3 separate regions of the Homo sapiens genome follow, and regions 1 and 3 are each linked to region 2. The links are chromatin loops, found by intact Hi-C in ENCODE. Cell type or tissue: heart left ventricle. All regions are shown on one strand.

The links. Peaks named below come from ENCODE experiments on the same cell type or tissue, not always from the same donor. Only the 100,000 strongest peaks of a DNase experiment are listed, where the experiment ranks them.
Region 1: it touches region 2 in a loop (5-fold over the local background); 14 of 110 quality-filtered maps call a loop at or near these places.
Region 3: a loop joins it to region 2, with 4 times the contacts of the local background. A loop is called at or near these places in 14 of 110 quality-filtered maps.

Annotation. Positions count from the first base shown.
Region 1 is chr3:172,816,199-172,818,698 of GRCh38, forward strand. ECT2 (epithelial cell transforming 2) reads left to right here. Exons shown (of 25, transcript NM_001258315.2): 24 at 493-639. Among named protein-coding and RNA genes, the nearest start is that of ECT2, 67 kb to the left of the region's middle. In heart left ventricle, no CTCF peak of the experiment used is centred here; no DNase peak of the experiment used is centred here; H3K27ac peaks cover 630 bases.
Region 2 is chr3:173,396,817-173,399,316 of GRCh38, forward strand. It overlaps NLGN1 (neuroligin 1), which reads left to right and starts at 928. Exons shown (of 7, transcript NM_001365925.2): 1 at 928-1,247. In heart left ventricle, a CTCF peak has its summit at 1,148; DNase peaks (open chromatin) are centred at 965 and 1,365; H3K4me3 peaks cover 2,500 bases; H3K27ac peaks cover 1,519 bases; H3K27me3 peaks cover 480 bases.
Region 3 is chr3:172,808,285-172,810,784 of GRCh38, forward strand. The region is part of intron 22 of ECT2 (epithelial cell transforming 2); the gene reads left to right. Among named protein-coding and RNA genes, the nearest start is that of ECT2, 59 kb to the left of the region's middle. In heart left ventricle, a CTCF peak has its summit at 1,046 (motif pointing right); no DNase peak of the experiment used is centred here.

The DNA.
Region 1 (2,500 bases), 580 kb before region 2:
GAGAGATTTACAGCCATATTCTCTACTGCTAGATTTACAAGTTTTGTTTTCTTTCCCTTGGTGGGGGGGCTTTGTATTTTAATAATTTTTGTATCTCCTATCATTTAACATTTATGATGTATAAGAGAAAAACATGTTAGATTATTATTCAAGTGAATTCCTTCACTCTTTCAATAAAGAAATGGAGGTTGAGGGGATTTTTGGATTAGAAATCTCACAACTAGACTGGCTGAATCAGAGAAGAACTTAGGTCTCTTCTCTCCCAGGCTAGATTTCTTTTCTCCTCCTCCTTCCATTGGACTGCAGTGCTCTCTAAATGAAAGTTTAAATAGTCTACAAATTTCCTCACTGTTTTGTGCCAAAGAGATTCTAATCCTGCCACATAGTACAGTAGAAAAACTTTTGCCATATATTTGGCTTTTTTATGTTTAAATATTCTCATCAGCTGTATTGAATTTGTCTAGGTTTAACTAATTGTAACTTAAACTCTAGGTTACAAGAGCATTCTCTTTCTCCAAAACTCCAAAAAGAGCTCTTCGAAGGGCTCTTATGACATCCCACGGCTCAGTGGAGGGAAGAAGTCCTTCCAGCAATGATAAGCATGTAATGAGTCGTCTTTCTAGCACATCATCATTAGCAGTAAGTTATTTTGATTTAATGGGGTAAATGACTTATTTATGAAGTTGTTATGGAATTTGTTAACTTCTAAAAATTGGAAATATTTCTTCCATTTTAAAAAAATTTTAATAATTTTATTTAACCCAGTATGCTAAAATATTATCATTTGAATGCGAATCAATGTAAAATTATCAGTGAGATATTTTCATTCTTTCTTATGTACTAAGTCTTAAAAATGTGGGGTGCACCTTATACTTACAAAGCTGGCTGCATTTCAGACTGGCTGTGTTTCAGGGGTTTCATAGCCACAAGTGGCTAGTGGCTCCTGGAAGGACAGCACAGCTCTGTACACTAGCACTGAAGAATCAGCATGGAAAGCATGATGCTAGGGGAGAGGAGTTCTCCCCTAGTGCACTTTAAACCTTGGCATCCTATCATACGTCATTTTTTAAATATTTATATCCAAACCTCTAACCTCTTTATTGGGTAAAGGCAACTGAGAAAACCCTACTATGAATGAACTAGAGACATACTTAATGTGTAGTTTATTTGATAGGAAATTTTACTGGGATTGAAATATGTTCTAAAATCTCTGAGAAAAGAAACGCGTTTCAATCTGGCCTGTCACTTTACTAATGTAAATAGCTATGATTCTGTTTATACAGATCGGTTCCAATGACATAGCAGAGACCGAGTTTTATTCCTTTTACTATTTTTGTGATGAGTAGAATATAATCTCTGAAACTGTATTTCAGAGGATGATACGAGTTCTAAATTCATGTATATTGTATATATATGTATGTATATTTAAAGTGTTTCCTGAACAATCCAAATTTCCAACAGTTTCAGAATTATTATTAGATATTTAATACTACTATTACTAAGTATTTGAGTGAAATATCTGTTCTTTATAAAATTATTAACCTACTGAAGTTAAGAAAAGCAAGTGACTGTCATTTCTTAGCTGTGTGTCCTGTAGCAAGTTTCTTATTCTCTCAACTGCATTTTTGCAGATGATGTTATATACTGAGGGGCAATTTGGGTGGTGATTAAGAGCATGGACTCTGGAACCCTAGTGTTCAAATCCTTGCTCTGCTATTTACTAGCTGTATGTGTTTTGGCAAGTTATTAACAATCTGTTTCAATTTCGTTGTCTGTAAAGTGAGTCTTAAGTAGTTATAAGGATTAAGCGAGTTATTATATGTAAAGTGCTTAGAACAGTACCTGGCACATTGTGAGTGCTCTTGAGTTTTATAAGTGATTTCTTTTTATTTATAAAATTTCCGCAGGTAAGACACATAAATAATACTCATTAAATATATATTTTAAAGTTGCTTAAAGTCTTCAGTTAACACATCAAAGAGTTATGGCTAAATCTATTAGTGTATTTATACAGGTTTTTCATCAACATTAATCTTAACCAATGGGAGAGAAGCTGCATTTAGTTGATAAAATGAATATATGCAAAGTAGTTTGGCCAATTAAAATTGACAAATGCAGATAAACATTAATTTGTGAAAATTAGATTATAGCTTTCTCGAAGCCACCTGTAGCAACTATTGTAAACATTTTCATCTTTCAAATGAAAATAAATGAATTTTATAGAAAATTTTAGAAAATTAATTTATTTATGGTTATGTCACTTTTAATAGACAGCATATGTAAGAAGCAGCTAAAATACCTTCAAGACATTAATGTCATCTTCTCAATTGCTTGTTTCTGTTCTAACAGATTACCCATTCTGTTTCCACAAGCAATGTAATTGGATTTACTAAGCATGTTTATGTTCAGCGCCTAAACTCTACTGGTGGGCGCTCTCAGTACTCCTGGTTTCAATCTGTACGTCATTCTGCTTTCCGAGCTAGTTTTTCAGAGATACTAG
Region 2 (2,500 bases):
CTCTCTCTTCTGTAAACTCAACCCTTTTCCAATCCCATTGGGGTGGGGGTGGGGGGTGCTGGAGGTATAATCGTCTATTTGAGTTTAAATGCGTCTCTCTTTCCCAGGCTAGTAGCTGAGTTTTCCAATAGCCTTTCTGGCGGTTTTAGGAAATCGTGTCCTTTATAAAAAATAATGCTACCTAAATAAGTGTTTTAAACATCTGAAGATGCCAGTCCCTCACCCTATCCTCTGATGAAAATAAAAGCAATAAAAAATAATGAACTTTAATAAACTGGGTGGTTTTTTTTAAGCGTTGGGGTTCATGGAAGCTCCCAAACGCTTTTTTTCATTTAAAAAGAAAGATAACCAGCAAACAAACCAATCTCAGGAGGAGTCCACAGTGGAGGAGATTCGCCTTCCGTTTCTGCATAAAACCAATACATTTTACTTGGAGGGTAATTTGCCAGAGTTGAGCGAGACGAAGCCGTGTCTAAATAAGTACATGACACTAAATTTCCTTTTAAATCCACCTTTTACACCATGGCCAGTCGCTTGTTTAACTCCCGTTCAAGGGACACGGTTTTCAAACGTGACCTTTTGGGGAGATGTGGGAACTTCCCCTCATTTCTTCTTCTGTGCCGCTAACCTCTTTCCTCCTCCGCGCGGCATCTCCAGCCCCGGCAGTTTGTAAATTGCCCGTTTTGCCCACCCTCCTGGTGGGCGTTCTCTCCCCCACTCCACTCCTGCCCCCTCTGTCCTTTCTTCATTGGCGTCTTCGGAGCAGATGCATCTTCTTTCTTCTTGGCCTCACTCTCCCGTTCCCCCGTCAGTCCCCCCACCCGCGGCTCCCCACTTGCCCCAGCTCTCCTCGCCGCTCCTCCCCGCCTCCCCGCGGAGGGTTGACCCTTCAATTCGGAGTCCCGGCCTGTGGGCGGGCGGGGGAGCGCCGCGGCTGTAAGCCGAGGATCAGGCGGCGGCGCGGAGAGCGCGCCCGGGCGGCCAGCGCCGAGCGCGCGGAGCTGGCGTGGGGAGACACGGCAGGAAAGGCGAGTCGGAGTGGGTGATGAGAGGCCGGGAGAGCCCGTCCGAGCCGGAGAGACCGGAGAGAAGGGAGCGAGCGACTGTGCGGCGCTCACGCTGCCAGAGCCCGGGCGGAGTGCAGTCGCCTCCAAAGCCTTAGAGCGGCGCCCCAGTCACTGCAGCTCTTCACCCTAGAGCTGTGCCCTGGGACCACAGAGACCAAGAGCATGGAAATCGGCTGAGAGGTACAAAAGAAATAAGGAACAGATTACGAGAAAGCGGGGAGGGTTTCCTGGCGAAATACGGAGGCTGAGCAGATGGAGGAACAATGCCGCCTCCAGAAGAAAACCCTTGCCTGAACCCTCGGCGGAGCGCAGAGGAGCTGCTTTCAGCCTTCTGCTCTCCCCAGGCCCTCCGGCTAGTTCTGGGGTTGGTTCCGCCGGTTAGTTTGACAGGGATAAGAAAGTTGCTCTTCTTCCCCACAACGTTTCCTGAGAGGTGGTTTTCAGATCTGTGTGTTTCCAGTCAAGATGTCACTCCCTAGATCCCCCGCGTTGAGCAACTAATATATTATGCATTATTGGGCAATAAACTCTCCTGGGAAGAGAAGGTATTCCAAACATTTAAACCGTTCTCCACCGACTCCTGCCCGCCTCAACACAATGCCTTGTGAGTAGAAATGAAAAACCACCTGAATTTAAAATTATTTAGGTTGAGATTTTGCATTGGGAATAATTTCTTCCAGAGGAGGTTGTTAGTGTGTTATAGAGATGAGGGATATTACATGTCCAATATTTGATTCATTTGTGATAATTCTAAATCATGAACAGTTGGCCTCCACAAAGGTACTATTTCTTTTTGCATTTCCAGGGCCATAGTGATACATATAACACTTGGGAAACGTGAATTCGTATAGTTAACCCAGTATCTGTTACTCTGCATTTTTACAGGTAGTTAATATACTCATTTTCCCTCTTTTTATACTCAAACTCCGGTAGACTATTTTTGCTTAAGTCAATTGAGTTGTCATGCTGTACATGAAAATTACAGGGTCTTAATGCATTTCTCACCATTAATTGTGCTCAATTATTAATAGGATCATAGATATTAAAATGTCACTGAGAAAGGGTATGTGTACCTATGTTTGAGTGTAAAACCTATAAAATGTCTCAGCATTTCTATCAGCCATTGTAACCTAGCAGAACACAAGGTTTTTGAAATGAGCTCAGAAGCAAGGGCCATTCATATATTTAAAATATTAAATGTTAAATGCAAAAACATTAAATTTACTGTGCCTTTGGCAGAGAATGAATCTAAGTCTACTTGCACTGCAGAGTGATTGAGTGATTCACAGAGAAAGTGGAAGTTAATCATTACTCAGGCCTTCTGATTACATGGTTTGATTAAAAGAAGTAACTGTTTTCTGTAAGCCTGCTATTCTGCAGTTAGTCTTCCCAATCCTCTTAACATAAGCAGAAATTGAGGGAGTCAATCTTTC
Region 3 (2,500 bases), 590 kb before region 2:
AGGCTGGTCTTGAACTCTTGAGCTCAGGCAGTCTGCCCACCTTGGCCTCCCAAAATGCTAGGATTACAGGCGTGAGCCACCGTGCCTGGCCAAAAAAAAAAAAAAATCTTATTGAAAGCAAGTTGAAAATGAAAGTTGCCAATCTATTTTTCTCATGTGAACCTCTTAAAAATGAAATGCTATCATAAATATATAATTATCATTATACTATACAGATTAAAGTGAAAATAGATGAGAGAATCAAAATAGGGAAGTTAAATGACTTGCCTGAAATCAGGTATCCCTGGATGAAATCCAGGTCCCTAAAAGATAATTTGATTTCTTCCTCTCTATATATGAGAGAGACACATGTGATAGACAGATATAGACCTCTTACTCTTTGCACAAATGACATAGATTGAAGAGAATATATGGATATAATAGATGACCCTTTTCGGTACAATGGTACTGTAACTGAGATTGCATTGGGTGTTTCTGTGGGAATGAAACATGTAATTACAGTTAAGTGTGAAACCTTGGAAGACATTTAGGTTTAATGTGGTTTATAAAGTAAGTATTCATTGATGAAAACCTCCTTCCAAAGTATTTAGAACAATAATCAGACTTTTTGTTTGTGTGTGTGTGTGTTTAGATTTCTATGGACCAATAATATGTTCTTATAAATAAAAAATTGTTGCACAAAAGATTCAGAGAGGGAAATACAATGCTAACAAATACAATAGAATGCTAGCTAGAAAAATGATGGAGACCACTTTTGTTATAAATCTTTCAAAACTGCTCATTGTAAGGTTTTTTTTTGTAGGTATCCATCCACTTTTTCTAGGTATCCATATATAAAATGGTTTTATCTGTAGAAGTTCCTTAATGCAGAAATTACTCCTGCTCTTATCAGAATGTCAGACTAGATAGTTTATAGAGTCCTTTCCAAACTTATAACCCTAATACTGAAATGAAACATTAACAGAAAATTTTTCTTATAATCTATTGAATTACTAGCCACATGATGGCTAATAGTACTAGAACTGAAATATAATAACATATGGAAGAAATTCATAAGTAAAATTAGCCACAAGATGGCAGCAAACGTTTAACTATGTTCTGACTTATCCTTACACTACAAAATTCTTTCAATCTATTGAAATTTTGTTCTTAAGAAATACGTTTGTAAATTCAGGTACTCGGTGACTTTGGTTGAGCCCTTTCCTGCGTTTAAAGTTCTACATATAGTAAATGTTTATAAAGCCCTGAGAATTTTTCCTGTGAAGATAATGTGTGTGTATATCTACACACACACACACACACACACACACACACGCACACACACACGTGAAAGATGTAAAAAGATATAAAAATCTCTGATTCTTTGAATTAGTAATTTTTGTTTTTGGTACCCTGTATATATATAATTTTTTGGTACCCTAAGTAACCTGAGCTTTCTTAATTAAAAGAGTAAAATAAGCACAACTAATAAGCACAACTATTTTATTCTATACTATTTCATTTGTCGTGTCCGCTCATTAATGATGTAAGAGTTAAAATTATCAGGCTGAAAGAAAAGTTAATCTGATACCATTAAGTTTGAACCTAAGGCCAAGAGCATGACTGACTGATTCTTGGTCGAAGCATCTTAATCGACTTTCTCCCCATGGATGTCATGTCCCATATTTTGTTATTTCAGAATCTAAGGATTAAAGTTTAAATCTATTGAAGATCTTATGTCTCAGAATCCTTATGTATGTATTTTTGGTCTCTTGCCAACATGTAACCTTTAATTGCATGGTCTGTACTCTAACATTCATATATTGCCTAAGATAAGCTGGTAGCTTTGTGGAGGCCATTATGATTTCTGACCTCTAATGTCAGAAGTATAATTTTATTAATAAGTAAATTTAAGCAACGATAACCTTTCCCGAAGTTTGGTTAGTTTAAAAGTAACTTGATAATTAAATGCCATGTGCTACAATTTAGTACTTTTGCCGCTACCTTTATATTTCTTTTGAAATTTTTCAAAACTTTTCAAAACTTATCCTACAATGGTTAAATAAATCACCATTGGCTACTTAAGAGTTGCAATCTTCATTCTGAGTTTTTAAACTTGTAAGTAGAATTTCTAACTGCATGAGAAATAGACCAACGATTGGACATATATTAAAAGTTTGTGCTTGTATGCCAATAATATTTATAATGAAGTTAGTATGATTTGTATTTAAAACTATAATTATTCTTCCATTTATTAGGCATACCTAGTAAGTTGTTAGTATAAATGTCTGTTATTGATACCACTTTAATTTGGCCAAATCAGAAGCTCTAAGTTATAGAGTTTGAGGAAAACACTGAGGCACAGGCTAAAGGGAGGGGACACGTGATAGTAGATAGGATCTGGGGGTTTGAAGACTAGGGTAAGAGGAGAGCTTAGGGAAAGGGGAGAAGTGTCTCATAACTCACGAGTAAACAGGTTAATTGGCTTAAGATGTCAAATGCTAGAAAATTTCCTGGGAAT